Linked DNA regions of Homo sapiens: region 1 is linked to region 2. The links are chromatin loops, found by intact Hi-C in ENCODE. Cell type or tissue: sigmoid colon. All regions are shown on one strand.

Region 1 (8,000 bases), 120 kb before region 2:
GCACAATGTGCACATGTACCCTAAAACTTAAAGTATAATAAAAAAAAAAAGAAAAGTAAAAAAAAAAAAAAAAAAAGAAAATTAGATTCTAGCTTCTCACTCTGCTGTTGCCTGGCTCTGTTACAAACAATTCACTTTATCTTTGGTTTCTTGGTTCCTAAAATTCTATAGTTTATGACTGTATGACTATAAATCAACAACTTGGCTTTTTATTTTTACTGTTACTTCCAAACACTAGTATTTCAAGCTAAAATGTGAGTTTTTCTTATTTCAACTAGGCATATCATGCTGATCCAGTGACAGTTAAATATATTCCAGGAGAGATATTTAGACACGCAGAGAGTCCAGGATATGGAGTTATTTTATTAACTGAAAGGGCCATAAATGAATATTAATAACACTGCTGGAAAGAGAACTCGAAGTGATGTCAAGTTCTTGTTTTTAATCTGTGTAATAACCTGATTTCACATATTTAAATTAGTTTAGTGGACTAAACAAAAGATAGACTGTAACCCCTCTGTAGAATACACATTTGTAAATTCTAATAATTTTTATCATTAAAGGATGATTTTATATGGATTCTTTTGTTTGTAACATTTCATAAGAAAAAAATTCAATAAAGAAAAACAGAAACTGGTTAAGACTAATGTATGGGAACTCATAAAACTGCACACAAGTAGATATTAACTGGTAAATGTTTGTGGACTCCAGACAAAATGACATTTAATACTCTTTGTCCTTCCTGTCTTCAAAGAAAGTTAAAGCAATAATAGATGATTAAAGTTACTGAAAATGTTTTCACAGTTCAATGAAACTAATGCATTTTATTTCTTTCCACAGTCTTCATGAATGCAGCAATTCCCATAGCAGCTGTTCTTGCTGTAAGACACTTTTTCTCTCTTTTAGAAATGAAACCAAGTCAGTGTTTATAAATGATTTATGAGCAAGAATGTGTGGGTAGTAATATATATTACCTCACCTCTGTGACTTCTCTCTATGGCAGTCTCCATTGCAAGAGTTCTAATCCAGGGTTTCTCAGTAAAGACACTATGGACATTTTGAGCCAAATAAATTTTGTTCTAGGGGCTGCCCTCTGTGTTAGGACGTTTGGCAGCATCCCTGGCTTCTAGCTACCAGGTGCCAGTAGCAACCTCAGTTACAACAATCAAAACATTGCCAAATGTATGCTGGTACATTTGCAAACATTGCAAAATGAACAGCGGTTGGGAATTAACTGTTCTAATCTCAACGATCTGGTTCCCAGATACTCTTACAACAAGATGGAGCTAGATCAATAACCAGAAAATCTTAAATAATTGCATTATATTTCATACTAAAATGACAAAATCGGCAACTGGTATTATTTGTAGAAATGTAATTAGCTGAGCATGATGGCGCATGCCTGTAGTCCCGGCTAACTGGGAGGCTGAGGTGGGAGGATCACCTGAGCCTGGGGAGGTCGAGGCTGCAGTGAGCCATGATCACGCTACTACACTCTAGCCTGGGCAATGAAGTGATACCGTGTCTCAAAAAAAAAAAAATGGAAGTAAGTCTTCTTTGGATATTAATGCTGACAGTTTTAGTAAAGATCCACAGTGAGGACCCCAAAACAACAGAACATTCTTTTTTCTCCCGGAGTATTTAGTATTGCTTGGAAAGGGCTTGACTGGTTGTTGAAAACTCTGGGTTCTCCATCCCTTTATTCCCCCTACTTAGCAATCTGACAGGGTCAATTACCTAACCTGTAAGTAGAATTTTTTTCTAACTTTCTCATAAGTTTGCCACTATAATTGCAGGTAAGCCTTTCAGGACTTACCAAAAGCAAGTATTGTTTTAATTAGGGAGTTTTGGATGAAGTCATTGTTATCATAGTTACAATGGACATACTGGCATAGCAGAATATGTTAGGTTTCTAGGACTGAATGTACGCATGTGTGACACTTTTTCCAGCTTTCTCTAAAGAACTCCTTTCTTTGCACAGACATTTGTGACCCATGCGTATGCCAGTGGAAACAATCTGAAACCTGCAGAGGCCTTTGCTTCACTGTCTCTCTTCCATATCCTGGTCACACCACTGTTCCTGCTCTCCACGGTGGTCAGATTTGCAGTCAAAGCCATCATAAGGTATGCACTGAAGTGTCTGGCATTTTTTGCTTATTGATAATAGAAATGACGTGTGCTAATAGGAGTATTTGAAAAAATATAAAAAAGAACATTAAAATCACTGCCAGGAGACAACCATTGTTAAAATTGTGGTATGCTACTTTTCAGTCTTTTATTTATTTCATGTAAAAATAATTTTTCAAAACAAAAATTTTAAATTTATCTAGCATTTTTCTCCTGATTACACTTTTTTTTATTATTCTCCCTTCATTTAAGTTTTATAATACCCCATGTTTACTGACTATGCAATATTCTATGTTGGAAATATTCTAATTTATTTAACAATTACCTTTTAATTGAACATTTAGAATGTTTCTATTTTCTCCCTAACATAAATAACATTGAAGTTCACGCATCTCTGTTTATCTGTAAACTTTTCTCTGATGATTTTCTCAGGTTGGATTTCTAGAAGTGGGGATACTAGTTCTAATAATATGCACATCTTTGAGGTCCTTGATGAATATGTTGCTTTCCACTGAAGTGGTGGTAGGTCAAAGAGGGCACACATTTTTAAGATTTTTAAAAATGAATACAGCCATAATGTTTTCCACTAAAGCTGTGCCAGTTTATATTGGCAACAATAGTGACAGAGAATGTTCACATCATCACATTTACTATTTTAATTTTAGTTTAATCTGGAAAAAAATCCAGGCTTAAAGTCTCTGAAAATGGTTAAGAATTGTAAAACCATTTTGTATTTTGCTCATTTAAATATGCTTCTATAGTGTTTCCAACCAGTGCAGATTTTGTCTCTTTATAATATCTCATAATGCACAGCTATAAAAATAGATGTGATATAAGACCATTTTTCCACCATTTTTACTTATAAAAATGTGTTACCAAACTAGATGATACACTGCCTATACGACAGTCTATATGTCTTATGCTCCCATAAATAAGGCACTCTTAAAAAGGAATTTTTCTTTTTAGATATATGCTCTTTATAAACCTATAAAACCTCAGAATGCTTTGTAAACAATCATTATCATATTTATATCTGGCTTTTGAAAGAAGTGCCAAGATGTCGCAATATTGAAGAAAAATTGGAAAATTGAGCCTTTAAATATATGAAGTATCATGTTGCAATTGACGGAAACATAGAACATCATTTGTAAGACTTTTAAAATGAGATAATTGTGCTGGTGTCTATATCTTACTGAGAAAACTAGAATTTATTATTCAAAATACCAGAATCTTCAGTTTTAAGCCAATAGTTTGCATTTGCTTAACAATCACTTAATGCCCAATAAAATTAAAATGCATATAAATCATCTTATAAACCAAATTCTTACAGAATATGATAGTGTAACATAGTTTCAAAGTTAACCTCTGAGACATTCATTAACAACCAGTTCTAGAGCTGTTAGTGTCTAGAGCTCAAGCCTTCTGGCCACATCTGCCCTCATTTTCTTATTGTTCTGCCTTCTGAAACACTTGTCCGGATCACTGACTACTTTTTGTAGCACCACTTCCAAATTAGGCAGTGCTCTGGAAGGGAAGCTACTTCAAACAATAAAATTGATAAATGGCCAGAGTCTGCTATTTTGGTCCTTATTTTCATTTTCTCCACTCAGCAACTGTCCCTTTCATGGTTACACTTTTATTTGAAATTTGACTTTGTACTACAAGTGGAGATAGAAAAGCAGTTGATAACTTGCAATAGATAACACCTCTGAAATCAGGAGGTTACCAAATATTAAAAGGACTTTGACTTGATTAAAAAAAAATGAAAACAATCTAGGGGTGTCCCTCCAATCCATGGTATACAATTCCGTGGTAATAAATCCTAGTACAGTGGAGGATGGATATCCCTGTATATTTCTGCACAGCACTCTCCCTTCTGCACATCTCATGGAAAAGACATTTGCCAGTTTGATAAAGACCAGTCTTTCTTCAGGGCTCAGTTCCAGATTTCCCAAGCCATAGGCCAAACAGAATCTGCTTATAAAAGCCTGATTCTCTCAAATGAGTTTCAGTGGTTGAATTGCAGGTCCTACAGAGATGACTGGTAAGCAGAGAACATTAATCCTTTTTCCCACTGTGTGCTAGTTCTGGGAACCCAAATAAGTGCTCTCCCAGTGTTGATTGGACTTAGAGCATTTTCTTCTGTGCCTGGGAAGCCGTGACCAACCTTTAGTGCCAGTTGGCCCACAGTGAGTTGAGCAGCCTGTTTATAATCGGAGACTTTGGTCAGCTGATTTTGAAATCTCCTCTTCAGGAACTGTGGAAATTCTAAATCCCTCACTGCAATCTTAAATACATTTAGAAACTTGGTGGGTTAGAATGGGATAAAGCACACTGTCAAACTTGTGCTATACATGCATGTAAGAGACTTGTAAACTTCTCTACCGGAGGAGAATTCCATACCATGTTCAATTCTTGGTTCCAAAACAATTCTATGCTTTCTTTTAATAAGGTTTGGCTTATTAGCCAAAGTGGGCTTCATGGCATTCAATGGCTGAGACCTGTATATACCTCATAAAATGGAAGAATGAGGCAGGTGTGATTCAGATTGTCTCCTCACACCCCCCAGCACCCAACACCATTTGATTTTTCTGGACATTTTATGATGAAGTGTTCTTGTCTACTTTCACAAAACAGAATAATGAAAAGTAACTATTATCTAAAATAATAAAATGCTCGAAGAAGAGTGATTTCTTTTTTAGAATGCTTGCCTCACTTCTCCACTTTGTATGTTACAAATCTCCATTTCACCGTCTTACCACCATTTTACTCATCTCTACCCCAAGCCTCAGAGCATCTTCTGTGGATGTGCATTCATTTATTGATACAGGTACATTGCTAGGCATTAAGAATTCCAAAGATAAAAGACTGAAATCTGCAGGGAGTCCACAGCCTAGTTAGACAGACCAGGAAGGGAAACTAATTACTGTATGGTGGGTTATGGTGTTATAAAGCTATACAAAGAATGCTATGGCCCATAATGGCCATCCTTGAAGTTTTTGAGAGAGAAGGGAAACTATCTGGTCAGTAAAGATTTTTTTTTTTAAATTTTATTATTATTATACTGTAAGTTTTAGGGTACATGTGCACAACGTGCAAGTTTGTTACATATGTATACATGTGCCATGTTGGTGTGCTGCACCCATTAACTCGTCATTTAGCATTAGGTATATCTCCTAATGCTATCCCTCCCCCATCCCCCCACCCCACAACAGTCCCCAGTGTGTGATGTTCCCCTTCCTGTGTCCATGTGTTCTCATTGTTCAATTCCCACGTATGAGTGAGAACATGCGGTGTTTCGTTTTTTGTCCTTGCGATAGTTTGCTGAGAATGATGGTTTCCAGTTTCATCCATGTCCGTACAAAGGACATGAACTCATCATTTTTTATGGCTGCATAGTATTCCATGGTGTATATGTGCCACATTTTCTTAATCCAGTCTATTGTTGTTGGACATTTAGGTTGGTAAAGATTTAAAGGAGGTAGTGACTCTTTCATAGAATCCTTAAAAATAGGTAAGACTTGGCAAGTTGGAGAAAAAATGTAAAACATGTTTTAACAGCAGGAGCAGTATATTCACAGGGAAGAAGTGGGTAAGTAGGTGAGAAATCTTGGTATCTTCAGGAGATTAAAAGTAGTTCAGTGTCATTGGAGGAAGGGTTCTGATGTGGGAAGTATCAAGGCATGAAGCTCGAGAGTAAACTCCTGAGCAGCTTTTAGACGATGCTAAAGATGCTGAAAGGCAACCGGATGCCAGTTGTCACTTTAAGAAGCGGGTCATTACATGCACAGATTTGCATTTTAAAAATATAAACCTGGAAGCATGGTGGAAATTACTTCACCCTTGGTCAGGATTTGTGCATTTTCCATAATTGTTTTACCTCTGTGATTTCTGAAAGGACCTCGTATGAATAGAAAATGCTTTTCGTATTACCCATTTATTATTTCATCAGACATTTCTTTAGGAATTACCATGCTATATTTTAGGCATTGGGATAGATTCTAAAGATGAAAATCTTTGCTGCTAACGAGTTCACAGTCTAGTGGGAGAGATAGACATGGAACAAACAACAACAATGACAAAACATCAGTGCTGGAGATCCTCAGCCAGAGAGCCTAGAATGACTGGGGACATGGGAGGGGAAGGGAAGTAAGAGGTTCACAGATAGGTTAGTATTGGCATCCATTGATGGTCCTTGTCATTGATGTTTCAAAGTGGGGTGTTAAGAAGAGAGAATGTCGTCCCCATTCTCAATCAAGGTCAGGGACCATTGCTTCCAATGCTCAGGAAGAGTGGGGCTCATTTATTCCATAAAAGCTTTGAGTCTATACTGGAAAGATTCGTGATTTGTATCTATACTAGAAATGGGAATGGAGAATTGAACCAACCAACTTTACTTAATGTCAGAATCATTGATTTATTCCTTCTTTGATTTATTGAACAAACATTCCTTGAATGACATGTGCCAGGCATTGCTAGATTTGGAATTATAAAGGCAGATGAGACTGGCTTCTCCACTTTGTTTTTTTGTGCAGAGACATAGTGTGAGATTGTTTAAAGGTATTCCTTTGATTGACAGAGCTGCGCTTCTTAAAATCAAATCTTTTCAAAACATAAGAACAGAATGACAATTACAATCTGTAAAAGTGAAGAAGAAATAACTGCCATTTAAGAGGAATAAAATAATGTTTCATAACGCATTTATAACACTGTTTTTCAAGTCTATGTGGTCAGACTTTGCTATCAAAGACTCAAAGAAAGTGTATGAACTGAAGCTCTTCCTAAATAATTACCTCTTTTAGTTCTCTGCAAGTGCAATTTGACAGCTAATAGATTGCCTCAATGGATTTTCGTCTTCCATCATGTTTCTATGGCATGCAAAGCCAAAACACTTAAAGATCATGGGCAACAGACTAAATTAAATTTACCTTTTTCTCATTTTGTTATTGTGTCACAAAAAACAAGTTCTGAAGACTTGTCTGGAGGAACTTGACTATAAGTTCAAATAAAATTTTTAAAAAAGAAACCATTTATTTCATACATATATTTTCTAGTTTCCTATCAAAGGCAATACCTCCCCTGTAGTTGCTGCTGCATGTGCCAAGTTAAGTTTTCCCACTTGCTGCATCCTAGCTTGCCAAAAGGAGCACTTCTTTTCCTTTGCAACTTCACTGAATTTCCTTTTGTATATTATTTTATTTCTAGGATGATGTTTACAAAGCATATTATCATTTTCTTTGTTTTACTTATTTATTTTTGCTCCTGATCCTATGACACTGGTTTGAGAAAATTAGAATGGGTAGAGTAGATGAGCCAAGGAGTCTTGTGCCCAGCCTAAGGAGGTCACATTAAAGAATGTTGGCAAACCAGTCTTCTAGAGCAGGGCCTCTCAAATGGTGTTTATAAAGTGCCTCTGAGTATTGGTCAAATACATAATGTGATTCGTATTTGGAGGCAGGGCTGAGATTTTCTGTTTTTAATAAACTCCCAGTTGATGCTGATGCTGGTGGTCCTTGGCTGAAACTTTTGAGCAGCAAGACTCTAGAGTCCCCTCTCCTTGCCAGGTTCAGAAAATGTGAATCATGCATAGTGCTTAAGCAAGATACACAGTGGCCAAGGATTCCAGATCCTTGCATATTACATGCTAAATGGTTTTAGGCAGGTTACTTAGTTTCTCTGTACGTCACCTCCCCATCATTTGTAAAACTAGAATACTAAGAGGACTTTCCTCATTAGTGTTATTTTTAACCACCCTGTTCCAAGTTCCTAAACAACTTCACTATTTTTGACAAGGAATATAATTGCAAAAAAAATGCAAAGAAGGTTCTGTTGAATTTAGGGTGACAAGTGGTCCTGATTTTTCTGACATTTTT
Region 2 (8,000 bases):
CACAGTACTTCAGCTCTTCTCATTCCAATTTTCTTATTATTTTTCTGTTACTATGATAAACATCACAGTCACCTCTGACTTTTCCCTTTTCCAATATTGACTCTGTATAACATTCCTTTTGTATGTATTTGTATAGTGCCCACTGATGTTACCTATTAGCCCAAGACCTCATTCCTTCTCTAATTAATGTAACAGTTTCCAGCACCCTCTTCTGCCAGTTACAGAATTTTGGAGCCCAGAGGGACTATACTCAAGAAATGCAACCCTTAAAGCCATTATATTCTCTGCTTCTGGATCAATCCTCTTAAAACAGGCTCTTATTGTGTAGTTTTCTGATCAAAATCTTTCCATGGCTTACCACTACATACTGAGGACTCCTCAGCTTCTTTTGTTGAGCATTTAAGGCTGTCTATGCATTTTTTAAGGCCCCAATATGCTTTTTCAACTTTGTATTTTTCATTCATTGATTCAAAAATATTTTTTGAGCCCATTTATAATTTAAATGGTGCTAGGGCCTTGCTACAAAGATGAACAAGTCACAGCCTTGCCCTCTAGCAGTCCCCAGTTTAAGGGAGGGGGTACAGGAGTGGTGGGAATGGGTGTGACGAGTACATGAAAATCTCATTAAGTATTGAGAGTAGGTGGTAACAGCGCCTGCCCAGGGAGCACTGAACTCAAGTGTCCAATCCTGCTGTGTAGCCAACTTGGCTTCATCAATGCTGACGTGGGCTGTCTTTTCTCTGCTTTTCTGTATACCCTAAATATATCTAGGCTTACAAAGCCTAGATCAGATGCCAAATAATCCATGGATTTTTCCTTAGTCTCCTACTCTTAAATATCTCTCATTTGAATTCCCATGACATTTTAAAATTTCCTTTCCTATTCTAATCACATCCCTGCTTGTATTAGAGAATATCTCTCTTACTACAACTGTCTGCCTCTTAAAAGCAACAACTATGACATATATTTATATATCTCTAGACACATAAACCTAAAAAAAGCTTACAAAGGTGTTCAGTAAATGTTCCCCAGGCTAAAATAATGAATAATAATGTGTACAAAGTCAAAGGTAAAATAGAACAATGGCGGGAATTGACTATACAAACTGATTCTTCATAGACTTGTAAAACTATTATACTACATAAATTACTGCAAAAATTAATGACAGTAGAAAGGAGGACTACCACTAACAAACTAGGATCCTGGGCTTACAGGGGTTAAGGAGATCTAACCACAAGGAGAAAAAAAAAGTTCTTAATTTGCCTTCATTAAAGACTAATTTTAGGTCTTTGGCTAATTAAATGAATACATTGTTTATGCTCCATACACTTTCGGCTCGAGTCTTGGAAAATACGTGGAACTTCCAAGAATTAAAGTTTCCATTAACGCAAGTGCCAAAATCAGGAGGCTTGACCTGTGGGAAAAAGCACATTTGTCTTCGCTGGCTCCTTTTCAAAAAGCTATAGATGTTTATTGTATAACCTTTTTTGTGCGCAAATGCTGTTTTATCATTCAGACCCATCTAGACAGAGGAAGAAGCTGCAACATTTCAGAAAGCAACCAATTACTGAGGACCGAATGACCTGGCCTTATCAGCGCTGAAGTGTTAACGGCCGTCCCTGTTTGGGGTAAAATTTCTTCATTGGGAGCCAGTCAGTGGTTTCTTTTTTTCTTTCTTTTCCTTAAGGGGCCGGGGGTGGTGGGGGGCAGTCGCTGTTTTGAGGTGTGTGTGTGTTTAATTCCCTGAGAACTGGCTTTGGCTGGTGAAGAAATACTTTACTATAGTGGGTTTCAGAACATCTTCCACCTGTATCTCTCCTAGCAGGTGGAAATTTAATGTAAATAATTGTGTGTGCCCACAGCTTGAACGCTTTGGAAGAATATTTTCTGACCTCTCTGCTTTTATTCAGTCCGAAGTAGCCCAGTTATCATGAAGTAGCCCAGTTATCTACCTAGATTACAAAATAAAATTAAAATTAAATCTCCTTACGTCAGTGAACTTGGAGTCAGAAAGTTCTCTCCCCTGAGCAGAGAGCCTTTTAAAGACTTGTGTGTCACGCTGGCGGCAGGGGGTCGCGGCTACTGGAAAGGAGCTGGCTCTGCAGGTCCCGCCCTCCCCCGGGTCGTCCCTCCCTCTGGCCTGCTCCCTACCTCCCGGGGACTTGCGCTCGCCCCCTCCCCGCCCGCCCCCTACTCCGCGACAACGTCGGCTTCCGAGGTCTGGCGTGCGTCAAAGCCCTAACTGGGAGGCTGATTTGTGGAGCATCGCCCCCCCGCCCCCGCCCCCCCAGTCCCTCCTCCTTCCACTGAAGTGGCCAAGGGAGTTGAGCTGAGCAGGGGGAGGGGAAGATCTACACCCATCCCCCTTCCTCTAGCCCTCCCTGCGTTTAGATTCAGTTGCACCTTTTATTATTTTAACTCTTCTCCTTAGGACACGCAGCCCCCAATTTGTCCCTCCGGCCTGGGCGGCCCCTGGTCCCGCGCGCCAGCATGGGAGAGCGAGGGACCTGCCCGCGGCCCGCCGGCGTGTGCAAGGAGGTCCAGCCGCCGCGCCCGCTACCCGGAGTCTGTAAGTTTCAAAGCTGCTCCGGGGGAGCGGAGGGGGGAGGCTGTCCGTGTTCCCGTAAATGATTTAAAATGCAAAACACCGCAGAGGCTTGCAGTGATGGATGGACTTTTCGGGGCACACTCCCTACTGCAACCCGCAGGCTGTTGTCTTGGGTTTTTTCCCCCCCGCACCTTGTATATTTGATTCCTTCGTTGTAAAAAAAAAAAAAAAAAAAAGTTTTCAATTTATAATATTATGATTTCCACAGGAACCTTTTTAACTCTTTTTAGATGCAACTCATACTTCTTTCGCATTTAAAATAATTCTTATAACTTATAAATTCTATAGCACACCACTTATTATAATTTTGTCAGATTACACGTTATTTAGACTGCGCAAGGAGTCATGGCCTTTGCTTACTTCTAAAAATAACGGAGGAAGAATTTTCTCTCTTTACTTTTAATATTGCTACATCATCTAAGTACTTTAATAAGTAGATCGTGCACCCAACTGGTCTTAATCTTCATGACTGACGCCACGTGCTGTAGCCTTGCACTAATTTACAGACGCGGTTAATCGCAGAGAATTATCTTTGAGCCTGCTGTTTACCGGAAGGCTCCTGGTTTTGTTTAACTAAGGCTATGTCCATATGTACTCAGAATAAGAAAAATTGAAACAGTTCTTTTTATTAAAACCAAGTAATTTTTCTGAGATCCCAGAACTCAAGCACAAGCTAGATTCATGTTTGGGTTAGTAAAAATCACATTTTTGGTTTTGCATGTCACCTCGCACATGTACAGACATATCCTTGAATACAAGGACCCAAGAGGTGAGGATAGGGTGGGTTTTTAAGTTTTTAATAAATGTTTCCCTCGTGCAGGAGGACGGGTGTCCAGGGACGGAGAGGCAGGTGAGAGGGAGGTGGCTAAGCTGGCTATGGTGACAGGACGATGTTGGCCAGAAAGAGTATCATCCCGGAGGAGTATGTGCTGGCGCGCATCGCCGCAGAGAACCTGCGCAAGCCGCGCATCCGAGACCGCCTCCCCAAAGCCCGCTTCATCGCCAAGAGCGGGGCCTGCAACCTGGCGCATAAGAACATCCGTGAGCAAGGACGCTTTCTACAGGACATCTTCACCACCTTGGTGGACCTGAAATGGCGCCACACGCTGGTCATCTTTACCATGTCCTTCCTCTGCAGCTGGCTGCTCTTCGCTATCATGTGGTGGCTGGTGGCCTTTGCCCATGGGGACATCTATGCTTACATGGAGAAAAGTGGAATGGAGAAAAGTGGTTTGGAGTCCACTGTGTGTGTGACTAATGTCAGGTAAGAATGTAGTGGGATGAGGCAGGGGTTGAAAACAGTAGAGAAAAAATGTCAAAATGCCCTTTCTCTTATCATTCTGTTATTTAATTGAAAGTGAAATAAAGGGTTTGTTTTAGAATCTTCAGAAACAAAAAAGCACAATAAAGAACAACACCTAACACAGTAAGTATTTTTTAAATGCAGCTTTATGGAGAAGAGTCTCTGAAAACCTGAGCTTCAGTCCTTTGGACTAGCCTTGAAAATGTTATACCAGTTATCAAAAAAAAATTGTAATTCAAAGGATTACACAGAGTGCTTTACTCCAAAAGCGCACACATTGAGTTCAGTATGAAAAAGCTGTTGTCCATAGTTTCAGTGCCCACAGGTAAATATCTCTGATCAACAAAAAATATTGTGCTAGTGGACATTTTTCTTGACTCTTCTAACCCATGACATTTTCAGAAATAATAAGAAAAAAATGGGAAGGCCCTAGGGGGAGAGTGTCCTAGATTAAAAATCTACTAAAAAATGAAATAAATATCATCCCTTCTTTATCGAGATTATCATAACATAGCTGATTGCTTGCACTGGATTCAGAAATTAAAAGTTATGCTAAGATTCAGAACTAGAAATTGCTAATTTTTAATGACAATTAGTCCAAAATTTTATGGAAGGGGTTATATAGAAGCAATTTAATTTTGTACTCTTCTTTCAAAGTTTAAATAGAATAGGGACAAGATAGTTCTTAGATTACCTAACTTTGGCTTCTTTCTCATATCATAAGTATCTCAAAGACAGGTAAATTGATTTCAGTGATTCACCTCTCTTGCTTTCACATGGTTTAAGAACATTTAGTTGAGGTGATTTCTTTGTTTTTTTCGGGGGGAGGTGGAAAGAGATAAATTATATCAATTACCAAGATGTTCACTGTGAAGCAAAAGAGTAGTAATAATACTGGAAAATTTTCCAAAACATTTTTAAAAGAACATTTTAAATTCACATAATTCACAAAGCAAAGAAACTTGAAAAAGCATTATGATACCAGGAAACTGTAAAGAATGGGACCTCTAGTGACCCTGAAACCTTATTAAGCTAGCATATCACTGCAGAAAGTGGACCCCAGACTGTGAACTTGTCCACCCTTCCATTTGCTAAGGAACTACAATGCCAGCCTTTCAAGGAGGAAGGCAGCATTAGTGCGCAGAGATCACACACCACAGATTTCAGCTCAAATTCTGAGCAGCAAAAACTGTATTGAATTGATCTATTGCTTTTAATATTGATTAGATATTATTTTCTTTTTTCAAACTTCTCACAAACTGTTGTCTCAAAGAAAATGCAGCTGGAAAACATAGATCATCAGTATACCAGATATAAAGAAAACACAATACTTAAAATATCCGTTAAAACGTTCAATAGATACTCTAAGATCAAATATCATTATCTATAATATATATCTTTAAGAAACTTACTGGCACTGATAATTGGTGAATCATTTTCATATCAAAATAAAGTTTTAATCTAAATTATATGATACTGATAAAAAGAGAAAAAAGAAATGGTAACAGCAAACCTTAAAAATCTTCATTCTCTCCCAATGAGAATGTAAAAGGTGACTAATAATAATTCTAATTCTTTGCATTTTTCCCTTTGTGAATTCAATGTCCAACCATATCACTAAAATTGGAAACAACATTTTTCATTGAATATTCACCAGTATTTCCAAATAATGTTTGACCATTCTTCTCTTAGGGTGACTCATTTTCTCCTCCATGTATTTTCTCCTGCAAGGAGTCTCTTTGACTCCATTTAATATGAGTCAAAAAATAGACCAATATATTTCCTCTTTCTCGATATTATCCAGCCTACCTCTTTCTGTAACAGAACAAAGAAACAGCTAAACACTTTTATCTCTTGAGATTGTTTAGCATAGCAAGTGTCAGTAAAAAGCTGGGTCTTGTACCATATGTAATATTTAGAATTCATAAACAATATACAAAATGTGGCTCATGAATAGTCTCTTAAACCATTAAAACAAACTATTTGGGATATTTATCATTAGACTGCTCTCTGAGGTATGGATACATTATCAGAAATCAGTGTTGTATCCATACCCCTTCTCTGGGGTCCATTTTTATTCTTGCCATGTTTTGGGGCTATACCAGATATCTTTTTGTGGGTAGTTAGTGCAATAGGCAATTACTGTAGTTTTCCATGAATCATTTTAGCAACAAAAGAGAAAGGCAACTTTCGCACTTCACTTAAAAGCTAATCAAAAGAATAATCCATGTATTCTTGCTTATCCCTCATAATTTTCTACCAAAGTGCACTGTACATACCAAGTACTCAAATGTTTAAACATTTTTCTCACCTGCTGTCTGTAGCATTAATAAATAGGTAATACTTTGAGAGATTGCTAATGTGTAGGCTTGTCTTCTATAAAGTTAGAGAAGTTTGAAATTGTGGTTGGGGGCAAAGATAGAACTAATATTGTTTCTATGAAGAAGCCACAGCAGTACTTGTTGTGAAATTAAGTGTTATAAATTGATAGTAACAAATGTGGTGCTTCCCATATGGGAGTAAATCAGAATCCCCTGAGAACTTTTCAAAAGCATCTTACCCAGATCCAACCTCAGCCTACCAAATCAATGTCTATTCACTAAGATAGGGAGTAGATGTGCAATTTGAAAAAGCTTCCCAAGAAAATCCTACAACTTCTTGGTTCCTTCCCTCTGCTTCTTTCACAGGATTAGGCCAAAGTGAGAAAATTCAAGTTAGTATAATATTAATTACAGGTATACCTTAGAGATATTGCAGTTTTGGTTCCAGACCATTGCAATAAAGCAAATATCAAAATAAAGACAGTTACACAAACCTTTTGTTTCCCAGTGCATATAAAACATTTATATTATATTGTAATCTAGTAAGTGTGTAATACCATTATGGCTGAAAAATATACATATCTCAATTCAAAAAATATTTTAATGCTAAAAAATGCTAATGTTCATCTGAGCCTTCTGCAAGATGTGGTCTTTTTGCTGGTGGAGGGGCTAGCCTTGATATTGATGGCTGCTGATTGATCTGGGTAGTGGTTGCTCAAGGTTGGGGTGGCTGTGGCAACTTCTTAAAATATGACAATGAAGAGTTTGCTGCAACAATTGACTTTTCTTTTCACAAAAGATTTATCTGTAATGTGTGATGCTGTTTGATAGCATTTTACCCACAGTAGAACTTCTTTCAAAACTGGAGCTAATCTTCTCAAAACCTGCCACTGCTTTATCAACTAAATTTATGTAATCTTCTGAATTCTTTGTTGTCATTTCAACAGTGTTCACAGCATCTTCACCAAGAGTAGATTCCATCTCAAGAAACCACTTTGGTTGCTTGTCCAGAAGAAGCAACTCCTCATTCATCCAAGTTTTATCATGAGATTGCAGCAATTCAGTCACATCTTCAGAATGCCCTTGTAATTCTAATTCTCTTGCTATTTCTACCACATGTGCAGTGACTCCCTCCACTGAAGTATTGAACCCCTCAAACTCATTCATGAGAATTAGAATGAACTTCTTCCCAACTCCTGTTAATGTTAATATTCTGACCTCCTCCCGTGAATCACAAATGTTCTTAATGGCATCTAGAATGGTGAATCCTTTCCAGATGGTTTTAAATTTACTTTGCCCAGCTCCATCACAGGACTCACTATCTATGTCAGCAATAGCCTTATGAAATGTAAATTTCTTAAGTAATAGGCCTTAAAAGTCGAAATTACTCCCTGACTCATGGCTGTAGAATGGATGTTGTGTTAATAAGCATAAAAACAGCAATCAACTCCTTCTACATCTCCATCAGAGCACTTGAGTGACTAGGAGCATTGTCAATGGGCAATAATATTTTGGAGGAATCTTTTTTTCTGAGCAGTAAGTCTCAGCAGTGGGCTTCAAATATTTAATAAATCATGCTGCAGACAGATATGCTGTCCTCTAGCCTTTATAGTTCTACTTATAGAGCATAGGCAGAGTCAATTTAGCATAATACTTTGGGGCTCTACGATTTTCAGATTGATCAATGACCATTGGCTTCAACTTGATGTTACCAGCTGCATTAGTTCCTAACAAGAGTTAGCCTGAACTTTGATGCTTTGAAGCCAAG

The links. Hi-C counts contacts between places; a loop is a spot of excess contacts. Peaks named below come from ENCODE experiments on the same cell type or tissue, not always from the same donor. Only the 100,000 strongest peaks of a DNase experiment are listed, where the experiment ranks them.
Region 1: it touches region 2 in a loop (8-fold over the local background); 12 of 110 quality-filtered maps call a loop at or near these places.

Annotation. Positions count from the first base shown.
Region 1 is chr12:21,888,156-21,896,155 of GRCh38, reverse strand. ABCC9 (ATP binding cassette subfamily C member 9) reads left to right here. Exons shown (of 40, transcript NM_020297.4): 13 at 841-881; 14 at 1,982-2,124. Among named protein-coding and RNA genes, the nearest start is that of ABCC9, 49 kb to the left of the region's middle. RefSeq lists an enhancer at 3,490-5,019. In sigmoid colon, no CTCF peak of the experiment used is centred here; DNase peaks (open chromatin) are centred at 1,105 and 4,295.
Region 2 is chr12:21,769,115-21,777,114 of GRCh38, reverse strand. It overlaps KCNJ8 (potassium inwardly rectifying channel subfamily J member 8), which reads left to right and starts at 2,409. Exons shown (of 3, transcript NM_004982.4): 1 at 2,409-2,569; 2 at 3,429-3,872. The coding sequence starts at 3,499. The region is part of intron 2 of KCNJ8-AS1 (KCNJ8 antisense RNA 1); the gene reads right to left. RefSeq lists silencers at 1,995-2,212, 3,526-3,820 and enhancers at 2,055-3,052, 3,053-4,051. In sigmoid colon, a CTCF peak has its summit at 3,723; DNase peaks (open chromatin) are centred at 2,214, 2,574 and 3,674; H3K4me3 peaks cover 2,869 bases; H3K27ac peaks cover 451 bases.